2 separate regions of the Homo sapiens genome follow, and region 2 is linked to region 1. Evidence: read pairs that join two places in POLR2A ChIA-PET (ENCODE). Cell type or tissue: MCF 10A. All regions are shown on one strand. Each heading gives the region's core, and the rest is flanking DNA. Links, peaks and the distances in the headings are about the cores only.

The links. Peaks named below come from ENCODE experiments on the same cell type or tissue, not always from the same donor. Only the 100,000 strongest peaks of a DNase experiment are listed, where the experiment ranks them.
Region 2: POLR2A ChIA-PET joins it to region 1 with 10 read pairs; 19 of 35 experiments call an interaction of 5 or more read pairs at or near these places.

What each region holds. Positions count from the first base shown.
Region 1 is chr14:73,737,781-73,745,077 of GRCh38, forward strand. It overlaps MIDEAS (mitotic deacetylase associated SANT domain protein), which reads right to left. Exons shown (of 13, transcript NM_001367710.1): 2 at 780-2,475. The coding sequence starts at 2,228. It overlaps LOC124903345 (a long non-coding RNA gene), which reads left to right. Exons shown (of 3, transcript XR_007064264.1): 2 at 6,114-6,228. Among named protein-coding and RNA genes, the nearest start is that of MIR4505, 17 kb to the right of the region's middle. RefSeq lists enhancers at 1,476-1,991, 2,506-3,021, 3,022-3,535, 4,529-4,698, cis regulatory regions at 4,603-4,624, 4,614 and a silencer at 5,826-6,120. In MCF 10A, for the core only: no CTCF peak of the experiment used is centred there; DNase peaks (open chromatin) are centred at 3,241 and 3,871.
Region 2 is chr14:73,802,369-73,809,665 of GRCh38, forward strand. It overlaps MIDEAS-AS1 (MIDEAS antisense RNA 1), which reads left to right. Exons shown (of 3, transcript NR_109995.1): 3 at 517-1,260. Among named protein-coding and RNA genes, the nearest start is that of MIDEAS-AS1, 19 kb to the left of the region's middle. In MCF 10A, for the core only: no CTCF peak of the experiment used is centred there; a DNase peak (open chromatin) is centred at 4,313.

The DNA of each region.
Region 1 (7,297 bases), core at 752-5,751:
TTTTTTTTTTTTTTTTGGAGACAGGGGGTCTCACTCTGTCACCCAGGTTGTAGTGCAGTGGCACAATCTTGGTTCACTGCAACCTCTGCCTCCCAGGTTCTAATGATTCTCCCACCTCAGCCTCCCCAGTAGCTGGGATTACAGGCGTGCAGTACCACACCTGGCTAATTTTTGTGTTTTTTGGTAGAGATAGGGTTTTGCTGTGTTGGCCAGGCTGGTCTCCCAACTCCTGACCTCAAGTGATCCACCCACCTTGGCCTCCCAAAGTGCTGGGATTATAGGCATAAGCCACTGCGCCTAGCCTCACACTGTTCTCTTCTATAGAAAGTGCTTCTGGCTGGACACGGTGGCTCACGCCTGTAATCCTAGCACTTTGGGGGGCTGAGGCAGGCAGATCACGAGGTCAGGAGTTCGAGACCAGCCTGACCAACATGGTAAAACCCTGTCTCTACTAAAAATACAAAAATTAGCCAGGCATGGTGGCAGGCGCCTGTAATCCCAGCTACTCGGGGAGGCTGAGGCTGGAGAATCACTTGAACCCGGTGATCTGTATCTATCTGTATCTGAAATAGTATCTAATTATTCAAAAAATATTTCTGCAAAAGAAAGTAAGCAAGAACCCTGTGGCAAGGTGAAGGGTGGTCTTTGTACTGTTTTCCCACAGGCAGCTGGCTAGGGCAAAGTCTGGCTTTCCCTAGGCAAGAAGCAAATCCTGCAGCCGCCCACCTATCAGCCTGATGCCCTCTGCCAGGTGTGGCTCCACTGCATGCCACTCTCACCTTTGCATTCTGCAGTGAGGCCAGCTCCACAGCCTTCTGGGCCAGGGTCAGCAAATTGGCCTCCTGGGATGCCCGGCGCCTCCGTCGCGTGCTCTGGATCACTCCGCCCCGTAGCACCTGCCCACAGTCCCCTGTGCTCACTGCCCTCATGCCCTCCTCGCTGCCCATGGCAGGAGCCTCTCGCTCCCGGCCATTGGGTGCTAGTCTCTCCCCATCAGGCAGTAGCTGCGACTCCCTCAGCTCCAGCGGGAATCCCAGAGCTTCAGGATGGGGCTGCCCCAGGGAGCCAGGTGGCGGCTGCTGCAGGGGCCAGTGATGTAGGAACAGGTTGCCAGTGGCCTCCTGCCCAGGCTGGGTGCCAGCCCCATCCAGGGCGCTGGGAGGCAGGATACCCTCCTTAGAGAGGCGGCGGGAGCGGCGGGGGAAGGGGATCTGGACCTGAGGTAGCGCTGGCTGCGGGGCTGAGTCCTGCAGAAGGGCCTTGCGCAGTTCTGGGTTCATATCTGGGTTGGGGGGGAAGGGGTAGGGTGCCATGCTGTGGTGAGCCAGGTGGGACTGTCCCAGTGGCCCAGCTGGCTGCAGGCCAAAGTCCTGGGGTTGCTGCGAGGGTTGCTGCGGCATGGAATAGAAGTTCTCAAAGAGCGGCATCTGGGGTAGGGCTGCCTGCTGCTGCTGCTGCTGCTGCTGTGGTTGCTGCTGCTGCTGCTGCTTCTGTGGAGGGAAGGCAGCCACCGGGTTTGGGGGCGGTGGGCCCTGCCGGAAGACCTGCCGGTTCACCTGGTGGCCGAATGCCAGCTGGAAGGGTTGCAGGGGCAGTGACTGGTTTGGGGGTTTCTTGGCTGCGTGGAAAGAATTCAGGGGTGCCTGGGGCCGCCCTACCTCCAGCTGCACCTTCTGTGGCATCATTGGTCGCACATAGCGGTCCAGCTGTGGGCCCCCCGCTTTCTCCCGCTTCAGTGCCTCAGGGTGGTTATAGTAAGTCGGGACTCCCACTCCAGGATGCGGGCTCCCCTTGGTTGCACTGTAGAGGGACAGACTGTGGCAGTTCCATGTTGAATGGGGTGGAGGCTGGCCTGGCTGCTGCTGCCAGCTGCTGTCACTGACACCCCCACCTCCTCCACGCTCCGGGCCCCGCCCTGGAGCCATCACAGAGTTGGGCCACTTTACTGAGGCCACCTGCTGGGACAGCATGGCTGCTGAGGTCCGCTCAGGCCCATATACCACAGAGTTCAGCAGGGCCAGGCTGCTAGGAGGGGGCAGTTCCACAGGCTGAGAGGTGGAGACTGCCCCTCCTGGACCCTCGTGCCCGAGGTACTGCTCCTCCTTCACTCTGATGGACTGCTGGGGGGGCTGCAGGGGAGGGGGCTGCTCCTTGGGAGCTGGTTCCTGGCCCCCGAAGAGGCAACGCTTCCGCTTGTTCTGAGCCTTGGGCTGGGCCTGGAGGTTCATGATGTGGCCAACTGAGCCCTGGCGGTGAGATCCCCTTCAACAGTCGCCCATCCCCTGGGGAAACGTCCTGCTGGAAGCCGGGCTCTAGTCCAGGAGCCAGGGAGGGCAGAGCAGGGGCAGAGGAAGACGCTGGACAGTGAGGTCGGACACTGGGAGAAAGAACTGCTGGCTCTTCCTTTCTCTTCCAGAGAGGCTCTGGGGCTCAGCTACTCTTCCCAGTTCATGATGCTCCACAGGGTTCTGGCACCTGCAGAGGGAAGAGCAGTGACAGTGTCAGCCACAGCCTCCCAGGATGCCCCGAACATCAGCACAAGTGTAAGAAAAGGGGCTCCAAGGGCCTTCGGTCCCACCACCTCATATCACAGGGACAGGCCCCAAGTCACAGAGCAGCATTGGTGAGGCAGGAGCCAGGACTTTTGGGGAGCTGCCAGGAGGGCAGGAGAATCAGCTGCATCTCCCAGGGCACTGTGACTCTCTTGTCCCACCACCTCACCCTCCTGGTTCCGCTCCAGGACTGCCTGCATCTGTCTGTGTTATTTGTGCACTGCATAGGCACATTCTAAGGCACAGGTGGAGCTGACATCCAGCCCAAGCCCCTCCAGCCCAGCTGAGAAAGAGGCAGCAAAAGCCACACTGGCTCCCCTCTCCTCTTACCCAGGCCCTAGCCCCCTGGGCAGCCAGGCCTAGTCCTCCTGGCACACATCTGTCTATGCAGGAGCCTCCCACCAGACCCAGAAGGATCTTTGTCCAGCCAGTGCCTCCTCTGACACTCCAAGCACATCTCAGGCTCGGGAAGTGGAGAGGACAGGGTCATTCCCGACGTGGCCACTCCTCCTGTGCAGCCCCAGAGTCAGGAGCTCCAACAGACCCTTGTAGAGTCAGGGGCCCAGGGTCAGGCTCACCAAGGCCTGCAGGTAAGGCCCCAGAAGGGTGTGTGCAGTCCTAGCCCCACCCCTGGGAAGAGCTGCTGGGTGGGGCTGTGGCTGCCAGAGTCTTTCCCAAACTAGCACAGAACCTGTTTTGCAACCCTGGCAGGGTGGAGGCAGGATCCAGGCCAAGAGCTGGTCAGCAGCTGACCCCGCCCCTGCCTGACCCCTGCCCCTTCCACTGCCGAAGAGCCCCTGGCAAATAGTGTAACTCAGATCGTAGAGGGTGCAGATTGCTAGAACTCAGTTCCAGAAGGTTTCTCCACGATAATGTCATGACTTAAGTACACAGTTTTTCCATTTTTGTTTCGTAACTTGATTTTTTAAAGCAGTCGCTACAGAACAGAATCTAGACCTGTATTTTATAGCATAGCTGCTTGCATGTATTTTTCAAGACTTTTCTTTCCCTCAGAGTGATGTTTGGGTTTTGTTTTTTTCCTGGGAAGTTGGTGGGGGTGGGAGCTACATAGCCCACCTCTTTCCCCAGTAAGATTCTGGTCCCTAGGAAGAGGGGAAAACAGCTCGGGCGGCTCTGAAGAGGAAATCTCAGGCCCTAGATGCTACAGGTCATTGTTAGCAACCCCAGCCGCTCCCAGGAAACCAGCCAGCAGCAGCGGAGGGCAGGGCTGGGCGGGCACAGGGTCCCGACTATACCCAGTTTGCAGTTCGGCCCACCCCCAGCACCAGGAATGCCCCTCCCAGGCTATCGCTCCTCTGCAGGCTTCCGCAGCTCCCCAGCCCCTGTGCTCCTGGAGCCTGCCTGCCTCCTGCCCGCCTGCGTGACTCACTGAGGGCCCCCTCCCTATCTTTCACTTTCACCCAGCACCCAGAAGGGGAGTAATTTCCTCCTCCATTTCCTTCCTCAGCTCCTGGGCCTTGAAGAGAGTAAGAGACCCTCCTCGTGTGCAGCCTTTGTCTTTTCATATATGAAGCTGGAGGGAGGGAGAGGCACAGAGACTAGGAGGGCATCCAAGTCACCCTCACCCCCAGCAAGAGGGGAGTGGGGGGATTTGGACAAGAAGTGCAGAGCTGCGGGCTGCAGAAACAACCTTTCTCTTGCTTTTAAACCCGCATTCCCTGACAGCCAACCTAATTCAGAGCAGGAACCCAAAAGCTAAACCCTGCACTGAAAATCACCCTGGGCACCCCCATGAAGCTGCAGGGTGGGACTGTCTGGCTCCGCCTCTCCGAGGGAACATCAAGCCCACAGAACTAGAAGTGCGTGTCTGCAGAAGCAAGACAGAGAAAGGAAGAATGTGCGCCAGCCTGGCAAGCCCACGTGCCTCCAGGGGGCTGCGAGCCCCTCCAGTGGGCGCTCACACACACTCACGCCTCCCTTCATCACAGCCCTGTCTCCTTGTGAGCCACAGCACGGGCTTGAGGCCTGGAGCAAGGGAAGGTCCACGTGGCGGGTGGGCCTGGATGCACGTGCCAGTGTGAACCTGATGGAGGGGTGCGCCCCCTCCATGGGGATGGCTGCTCAGAAGGAGATGAGGCGGGGCCTGCGGCTCCAGGACAAGCCTGCTTCTGCCCAGGGCAGGGGCCAGAGGCCAGATGCAGGTCTTACAGGGGCTTACCCACAGCTGTATGGTCAGCCCTGGAGGAGCTGAGCTCAGCTGGGAAGCCTCCCACTCCCACCCTGCACATCAAGGAGGGCCATCATTCAGGATACCACAGCAGCCTCTGAAGCTCAGACAGGGACTTGCTTTGAAGAAATCAGGGGGCCTGGTTTGGGGAAGGCTGAATCACCCCAGAAACTTCTTGCTGCAGAGGCCTCCCTGTCACCCTCACCGAAGAGCTAAGGGTGCCAGGGGCACAGACAGTCAGGCCTGGGACCCTCAGAGAAGAAAGGTCATCGGCTGGGGGTGGGGAGAAGAGTGGAAGATACTGGCAGCCTGGGAGGAAGGGTGAAGAGGCACACCTAGGCAGCAGGGCACTAAGTAGTCATAGGAGTAATGATGATGGTGATGGTGCACCCGTGCCAGGCAGATCCTACGTGCTTTATATCCTTTAAATTCCCACCATGGCCTTATAAGGCAGGAGTTGCGATTTTAACCTCTATTTACAGGTTAGCTAGATGAGGCTCAGAGGAGCTAAGTAAGTTGCCTACGGTCACACAGTCATTATGTTGCAGAGCCAAGACTGGAACCCAGATCTGTCTGACTCTAAGATCAAGCTCTTCTTCCTTATCCCCAAGATATGCCACTAAGACCCCAGACCCCTCTTCATACACCTCCCTTCCACAGCACACTCTACACCACCTCCAAGCAAGGATTTTCTAGACACAGATATCAGATATCCCTTCTCATTGGCACTGGGAAGCCCCTTACCCCTGCCTGAACCTTTGGCAGGTACTCTCTCCCATTCTCCCCAAATACAGCTGAGACCCTTGGCCTTCCAGGAAGGGAGAGCAGGAAAAGGTCTCACCACAGAGGGGTCAGCAGATGTGTGAGGTCTACCTGCAGGGAGGCCTGAAACACTTCCTCCTGCACTGGCCACTCTAGCCCCCGATCTAGGCCTGGACTCTCCAGCTCCTGCAACCCCACCCCGGGCTCAGTTGCTGCTGGTGGTGCCTCCAGCTCTCAGACCCCATGGGCTTCTCCCAGCCTGCAACTCGGGGTCAGGACTGCGCCACTTCCTCTCATTTCTTCTACCCCACCCCCGCTGCCCTGTCCCTCAGATGGAAATCAAACTGCCCTTCCTCACAGTGAGGAAGAGGAAGGACGACACCTCCAAAGGCTGCTGACCTGTGGGCCTAGTCCCTGAGATTGCAGGGAAGAGGATGTCATGAGGAACTCCTGCCAGCAGCTCAGCCCTGGGACCAGCTGCAGGGCCTCTGACAACGGATGCAGGAACACTGCAAAAGGAAACCCACAGTCACCACGGGGCCCCAGACACGGCAACCCGCCCTGTCAGTCTGTTTGACTGTCACGCTCTATTCACTTTTCCCTTCCTCCAGGCTCCTCTCTGCAGCAACCAATCCTTGACCAGACCCACAGGTACCCCTGGGCCAAAGACAAGGCAACAATCAAGACCAAGGCCTGGGACCTAGCAGGCTTTCAGGAAGTTCTATGGTGAGTAGCACTTACTCTCTATAGAAGAAAGCAGTGTGCACCAGGAAAAAAAAATAAAAAACAGTGCTGACCCCACATATATGTTTTGCAGACACATGAGGGGAAGGTGCTGGAAAGGCCTTTGGGTGTTCAATGCTGATGGTGACACCAGCTCTCCTGGGATGTCAGCTCAAACACACACTGCTCCCCAAATGCCATCGGCAGCCCAGCTGCACACCCAACACTGGCTGGCTGACCCCAGGAGAAGCCAGAGAGCCATCACCACAGGGCAAGGGGCCAGACTGTGGCCACTGTGGGACCAGGGCCACTCACCAGTCTGCTTGGGGCAATCAGTGTGTCCATTTGAGAAAAAAGACTATTGTGAGTCAAGGCCACACAGACCAGGGAGGAGATGCCAAGTTGATCTCAGCAGCTGCGGGGGCTCAGCTCTGACCTGGGGATAACAGCTGACCCGAGGGCCCCCTGCCCTTGGAGGCTAATGCTCCAAGCTCCCACTCTTATAGCCTGGGCAGGCCCCACAAGCTCAGCACTAGGAAGAGGGGAGTCAAAGATCATGGGTCTGTCACCCAAGGGCAAGACAGGCCCAAACTGAGTCTCCAGGCGAGTCAGTTCTCTGAGCTGTCTTAGGACAAAGTCTAAACTCCCTGCCCTGTCCACAAGTCCCTGCAGACCTTGGCTCCTGCCACCTCTCTCGACAGTCTGTGCTTGAGCCAGGGCCTCCAACGTGTTCTTCTCGCTTTGCTTCCAGGTCTTTGGCCAGGCTGTACCCCTTCCTAGGACACCTTCTCACTCTTTTCATCAGGCCAGGTCCTATTAATCCTTCAGGTTGCAGACACTGCTTCCACTGGGAAACCTGACCCCAGAGCTGAGACAGGAGCTGAACTACAAGCCCCTATAACACACTGTATATGGCACACTAAATCCCAGGTGCCTGCTTTGTCATCCCCAGCAGACAGCAGGCTCCACGGGGCAGGGTTGGCAGACCGTTGTACCTTGGCACTTGGTTTGTATCTGCCTGTCAGGATGCTCATTCAAGACTGCGCCCAAGGTGAGTCAGAGCCACACCTGG
Region 2 (7,297 bases), core at 1,388-6,387, 65 kb after region 1:
TGGTAGAAATGCCCTCTCAGCACCTCCACCTCCCTTTGCTCTAATTTGTCATGATGAGGCATGGGCAGCACTCACACAGAACAGGTCATTCCTCCTTTCAACGAGGGTTTGCAGGGCCAGGCCTGTGGGGTGCTGAGGATGCCAGGGAAGGTAGGGTATGAGCCCTGTTTCCGGAACTTCCTGAGGAGTGGCTGGCTCCAGATCGGGCTGGCCAGGCAAGGAGACAGGCAGTTCCGGTGCTGGGCACACACAGCCCATGTCAGGATGTAACCAAAGCATGGGACCGGGAACTAGGGCAGGAAGGCAGGACCAGGAACTCTGGTTTGTAGGATCTGGAGCAAGTCAAAGGTGAGGGCAGGAGGTGAGCAGCTCTGAGAGGAGGCTGAGTGGAGCCTAGCAGAGGTCAGAGTCTATTAGGCGAGGTCCTCCCAGGCCCAGCACCATCAGGAAGGAGAGCGCTCCCAGTGCAGGGGTTGTTGTCAGCCTTGTTCTTTTTTTTTTTCTTCCTGTCTCCAGGGAGGAGCTAGAAGGCAGAGAGAAAGCCACTCAGGACTTCCCATCCCAGAAGATAAAGGTGAGGAAAGCAGCAGCAGCAGCCACAGGCCAGTATTCCAGAGCAGCTTTGGGTTCCTGTCAAGACCTGCTTTGAGAAGGAGGTGGCTGTGGGGCTGGAGGGCTGGGCCTGTTCCTGAGCTGGCTGCTGGCAGCACAGCAATGAGGCAACATTGAGAACTGCGACACGAGGCCCAGTCCTGCTACTAAACCAACTGTGTGGACTTGCATAGTCACTTCACCCCTCGGGCCTCCATTTCTCCACTTTGGAAAGCAGTGTTGGGACGATGTTAAGGGTTTGCAACCTTCCAACATGAAGACTTATTTTTAAAAGCAAAACATTTCAAAGAGTCCACATGACAGTAGTGTTCATTTTGGCATCTGTTGATTTAACAAATACAAAATTAGGCTGGGTGTAGTTGCTAACGCCTGTAATTCCAGCACTTTGGGAGACCGAGGCAGGAGGATCACCTGAAATCAGGAGTTCGAGACCAGCCTGGCCAACATGGTGGAACTCCATCACTACCAAAAATACAAAAATTAGCTGGGCTTGGTGGCACGTGCCTGTAATCCCAGCTACTCGGGAGGCTGAGGCAGGAGAATCATTTGAACCCGGGAGGCAGAGGTTGCAGTGACCTGAGATTGCACCACTGTACTCCAGCCTGGGCAACAGGGCAAGACTCCATTAAAAAAAAAAATACAAAATTAGGCATGGTGGTGTTCGTCTGTAGTCCCATCTATTTGAGAGGTTAAGGCGGGAGGATCACTTGAGCTCAGGAGTTTGAGTTTGCAGTGAGCTGTGGTCTGCCTGTGAATAGCTGCTGCAGTACAGCTTGGGCAACATAGTGAGATTCCATCTCTAGTCTTTAAAAAAAGGAAAAATACGGCCGGGCGCGGTGGCTCACACTTGTAATCCTAGCACTTTGGGAGGTCGAGGAGAGAGGATCACCTGAGGTCAGGAGTTCGAGACCAGCTTGGCCAACATGGCGAAACCCATCTCTACTAAAAATACAAAAATTAGCTGGGTGTGGTGGCGCACGCCTGTAATCCTAGCTACTCAGGAGGCTGAGGCAGGAGAATTGCTTGAACCAGGAGGGAGAGGTTGCAGTGAGCCAAGATCGTACCACTGCGCTCCAGCTTGGGCAACATAGAGAGATCCCATCTCTATTTTTTTAAAAAGGAAAAATACAAGGGATACCAGAGCACTGGGCCAGTGCTTGTTATAAAGTCCATCAATGGGCCAGGCACGGAGGCTCACACCTGTAATCCCAACACTTTGGGAAGCCGAAGTGGGTGAATCATGAGGTCAGGAGTTCGAGATCAGTCTGGCCAACATGGTGAAACCCTGTCTCTACTAAAACTTGGTAGTTTTTTGTAAAATTAGCTGGGCGTAGTTGTGGGCGCCTGTAATCCCAGCTACTTGGGAGGCTGAGGCAGGAGAATCCTTTGAACCCCGGAGGCAGAGGTTTCAGTGAGCCGAGATCACGCCACTGCACTCCAGCCTGAGTGAAGAGCGAAACTCCGTTTCAAAAAAATAAAATAAAATAAAAAATAAAAAAATAAAGTCCATCAATGATGCCAATATTATGGAACAAAATTTAAAAGCAGGGTGATGAGTAATGTTTGTTACTTTTTGGCTACTCAGTTTTGGAGTCCCTTCCCAGGTTTGTGGAAGATGCCATCTTAGGAGTCTTCGTGGAAGCTGGAGCCTGTTGCTTAGCCGTCAACATAGAGGCTGAAAATGCCAGATGCTTCTCAGCCTCCTTTAGCTGCAGGGTTTAGTCATGTGATCTGGGCTGGGCCCATCAGGTGCCATGGACTGAGGAGCCTGGACCAAGCCAGAGCCCAACACAGAACCTTTTCTGGTGGAAGTGGCCATGGCTACTGCAGCCTTGTCTAGATTCCAGGGCAACAGCAGCAGGGTCATGGTTCAGACCCCAGCCATGGTTGTGGCACAGCTGCCCAGGGCTCTGAGAACAGAGCAGGACTCTCTGGATAGCTTGTGCACCACAGTTCTGGCCATGCTCCTGGCTGCTGTCTGGCACCGTTTGTTCTCATTCATGCCCTGAACCTGGCTCTTCAGCCTTCCCAGAGACTCTGTGGGCTGCCCAGCATCCTTCCCAAAAATCCCTCTTCTGTTTTAAATTATCCAGAGCCAGTTTCTGTTGCATTTTTAAGTCAGAGTTCTGACCAATTCACAGTCTTATTTCAGTCTCCGCATCCAACTTATTTTTGTATTTTGCTTTGGTACACACGGTTCTGAGAAAATTCTAATCATACAGATGGATGGTTATAAATAATAATGATAACAACTATTACTGGCTGGGCACGGTGCCTCCTGCCTGTCATCCCAGCACTTTGGGAGGCTAGGGCAGGAGGATCACTTGAACCCAGGAGTTCAAGACCAGCCTGTGCAACATAGTGAGACCCCATCCCTACAAAAAAAATTTAAAAAATAGCCAGGCATGGTGGTGCGGGTCTGTAGTTCCAGCTACTTGGGAGACTGAGGTGGGAGGATTGCTTGAGCCCAGGAAGTTGAGACTGTAGTGAGCCATGATCGCACCACTGCACTCTAACCTGAGTGACAAAGCGAGACACAACAATGACAGCCACAAAAAAACTATTACATAGCACTCACTATATGCCAGGCCCTGTCTTAACCACTTTGCATTTATTAATTCACTTAACAAACCTTTTGAAGGGAGTCTATCATTAACATCCCCCTTTCGTAAATGAGAAAACTGAAGGACAGAGGAGTGATTTGTCCGAGGTCAAGGACTTAAATCTAGGCAGTCCCAATCCAGGATTTGTGCTCTTAACTCCTGCTAAAGGATTTTTTTTCAGATTATCTTTTGAGATTAGAATGTCTTCGATTAAACCAATCTAGAGGCCGGGCGCAGTGGCTCATGCCTGTAATCCCAGCACTTTGGGAGGCCGAGGCAGGCGGATCACAAGGTCAGGAGTTCAAGACCAGCCTGGCCAACATGGTGAAACCCCATCTCTACTAAAAATACAAAAAAATCAGCCAGGTGTGGTCGCGCATGCCTGTAATCCCAGCTACTTGGGAGACTGAGGCAGGAGAATCGCTTGAACCCAGGAGGCGGAGGTTGCAGTGAGCCGAGACCGCGCCACTACACTCCAGTCTGGCAACAGAGTGAGACTCCGTCTCAAAAAAAAAAAAAAAAAAAAACCAATCTAGAAGCTAGAAAGAGAAGTAGTAGAAGTATTTGTTTCAAAGTTGAGGCCGGGCGCGGTGGCTTACGCCTGTAATCCCAGCACTTTGGGAGGCGGAGGCGGGCAGATCATGAGGTCAGGAGATCGAGACCACGGTGAAACTCCGTCTCTACTAAAAATACAAAAAATTAGCCGGGCACAGTGGCAGACGCCTGTAGTCCCAGCTACTCAGGAGGCTGAGGCAGGAGAATGGCATGAACCCCGGAGGCGGAGCTTGCAGTGAGCCCAGATCATGCCACTGCACTCCAGCCTGGGTGACAGAGCGAGACTCTGTCTCAAAAAAAAAAAAAAAAAAAAACGGAGTAATTATCAAAATATCGAACAACTGCTTTTCGTCATCATAAACATAAAAATCAGGCAATAAACAACTGAAACTTATGACAAATATTAAACAAACAAGACAATTTCATCACTCTGCCGGTGGTGTTCCCTGTTATAGGCCTGGTGGTTTATGGAGCCTGGTACACCCAACTGCAGGAAGCTCTCGGCTCTTCATTGCTTTGCTCTTCACAAGCAGACGTGCCCAGGCTGGCACAACACTGCAACATCCGCTTGACACACCCATCTCGGTGCCAGCTGGGCTTAGAGATGCTGGGAGGAGCTTGTGCCAAAGTCTGCACAAAATTGAGTTTAGAAAAAATTACTGCCGGGCGCGGTGGCTCACGCCTGTAATCCCAGCACTTTGGGAGGCTGAGGCGGGCAGATCACCTGAGGTTGGGAATTCGGGACCAGCCTGACCAACATGGAGAAACCCTGTCTCTACTAAAAATACAAAATTAGCCGGGCATGGTGGCACGTGCCTGTAATCCCGGCTACTTGGGAAGCTGAGGCAGGAGACTTGCTTGAACCTGGGAGGCGGAGGTTGTGGTGAGCCAAAATCACGCCATTGCACTCCAGCCTGGGCAACAAGAGTGAAACTCCGTCTAAAAAAATACTACACAGATGGGGGTATGTCAGAGAGGCACAGGAGTCAACTGTGTCCCAGTGGCCAAAGTTGGAACAATGTCACCAACAAAATAAAGTAGTATTGGATTACAACCCAAAGTGTAGAAAAATATCTGTGAATCCGTACTTACATACTTTTTAATTTAGAAAAGAATAAATGATCCATAAACCACCAGGCTGGGTGCAGTGGCTCACACCTGTAATCCCAGCACTTTGGGAGGCCAAGGTGGGCGGATCATTGAGGTCAGGAGTTCAAGACCAGCCTGGCCAACATGGTGAAACCCCCATCTCTACTAAAAATACAAAAATTAGCCAGGTGGGGTGGCAGGTGCCTGTAATCCCAGCTACCTGGGAGGCTGAGGCAGGAGAATTGCTTGAACCAGGGAGGCGGAGGTTGCAGTGAGCTGAGATTGTGCCATTGTACTCCAGCCTGGGTGATAAGAGTGAGACTCCATCTCAAAAAAAAAAAAGAAAGAAAGAATAAAAACAAACACTATTTCAGCTAGGTGATCAAGGTCAACATCAGCACTCATAAATCATGTTGATAGTACATACCCTTGATATGATATCATGAAAGTGACACCTTTATCTCTGTGATCTTCCTTCCCAAGTCTCTTAACTCCAGTCTACTTGTGAGAAAACCATTAGATAAATCTCACTAGAGGGCCATCCTACAAAATTCTCTGCTAGTACTCTTCAAAACTCAGAAGGTCATCAAAAACAAGGAAAGTCTGAAAAATTGTCACAACCAAGAGAAGCCTAAGGAGATACGACAGCAAAATGTAAGGTATTATCTTAAACAGGATCTGGGGACAGAAAAAGGCCTTTAGGTAAAAACTAAGGAAATATGAATAAATTATGGACTTTAGTTAATAATGTGTCAACCTGGTCTATCAATTGTGACAAATGTACACTATCAATTTAAGATGTTAATAATAGGAGAAATTGGCTGCTGGAAAGGAGAAGGTAACATGGGAACTCTATATAATTTGCTCAATGTTTCTGCAAATCTACAATTTTTCTTTCCTTTTTTCTTTTTTTCTTTTTTTTTTTTTTGAGATGGAGTCTCGCTCTGTCACCCAGGCTAGAGTGCAGTGGCATGATTTAGGCTCACTGCACCCTCCACCTCCCTGGTTCAAGCGATTCTCCTGCCTCAGCCTCCTGAGTAGCTGGAATTACAAGCGTGTGCCATCATGCCTGGCTAATTTTTTGTATTTTTAGTAGAGACGGGGTTTCACCGTGTTAGCCAGGATGGTCTTGATCTCCTGACCTCGTGATCCACCCGCCCCAGCCTCCCAAAGTGCTGAGATTACAGGTGTGAGCCACCGTGCCCGGCCTAAAATTTTTCTAAAATATAAAATCTATTAATAAAAAAAAAATTGGCTGCCCTCTTAAGAAATTAGTTTACCTGGTGATGCAACTTAGATCACCAAGGTCTTGACATGATAAAAGTAAGTATTTAACGCATTTATATTGTTATGGACTAAACTTTTTCATATACATTTTTAGAGACAGAGTCTTGCTATGACACCCAGGTTGGATAGAGTGCAGTGGCTATTCACAGGTACGATCACAGTGTATTAAAACCCCGAACTCCTGGGCTCAAGTGATCCTCCCACCTCAGCCTCCCAAGTAGCTAAGACTATAGGCACATGGCACCATACTTGGCTAATTTTTCAATTTTTTTTGTAGAGACAAGGTCTCGCTATGTTGCCCAGGCTGGTCTTGAACTCAAGCTATCCTCCCGCCTCAGCCTGCCAAAGTGCTGGGATTACAGGTGTGAGCCACCAAACCTGTCCCCTAAACGTTTTAATAGCTGTTTTAAAACGTATTTAAATAGGGCCAGACGTGGTGGCTCACGTCTGTAATCTCAGCACTTTGGGAGGCCGAGGCAGGAGGATTGCTTGAGCCCAGGAGTTTGAGAGCAGCCTGAATAACATGGCAAAAGCCCATATTTAAGGAATAAAAAAATACAAAAAAAATTAGCTGGGCATGGTGGCATGCGCCCATAGTCTCAGCTACTCTGGAGGCTGAGATGGGACCTAGGGGAGGTCAAGGCTGCAATGAGCCAAGATCATGCCACTGCACTCCAGCCTGGCTGACAGAGTGAGACCCTGTCTCAGACAAAAAAAAAAAAAAAGAAAAGAAAAAAGAAAAAAAATTAAATATAATTGTAATGAGATTCTAATCTTTCCATTGGCACTGCTGAATGACCTCAGAGTAGCTGAGCACAGTTTGAAATCCACTGATCCGCCCTGATGGAAGGGAAAGAAAAGGTCCTTAGTCTTCGTCTCTAAAACTCTCTGGATCTCTAAGGTGGAGGAAAAACTCCATATGTCAAGGCAAAGCACCTAAAATCAACTCAATGATTTCCCCGTCCCTCCCACCACCACCCAAGACACTGTATGAGCAACTGTTTGAAGCCAAGGCTGCAGTTGTCTTTGTCCTGCATCTGCCTGTCAAGCCCAGCGCTCCCCAGCCGCGGGAAGGGCAGAAAGCTGGAATTAAGTGGGGCAACAGATGGTTGGGACATGGCCTCTGGATGCTCAGCTGCACTGTCCAGCCT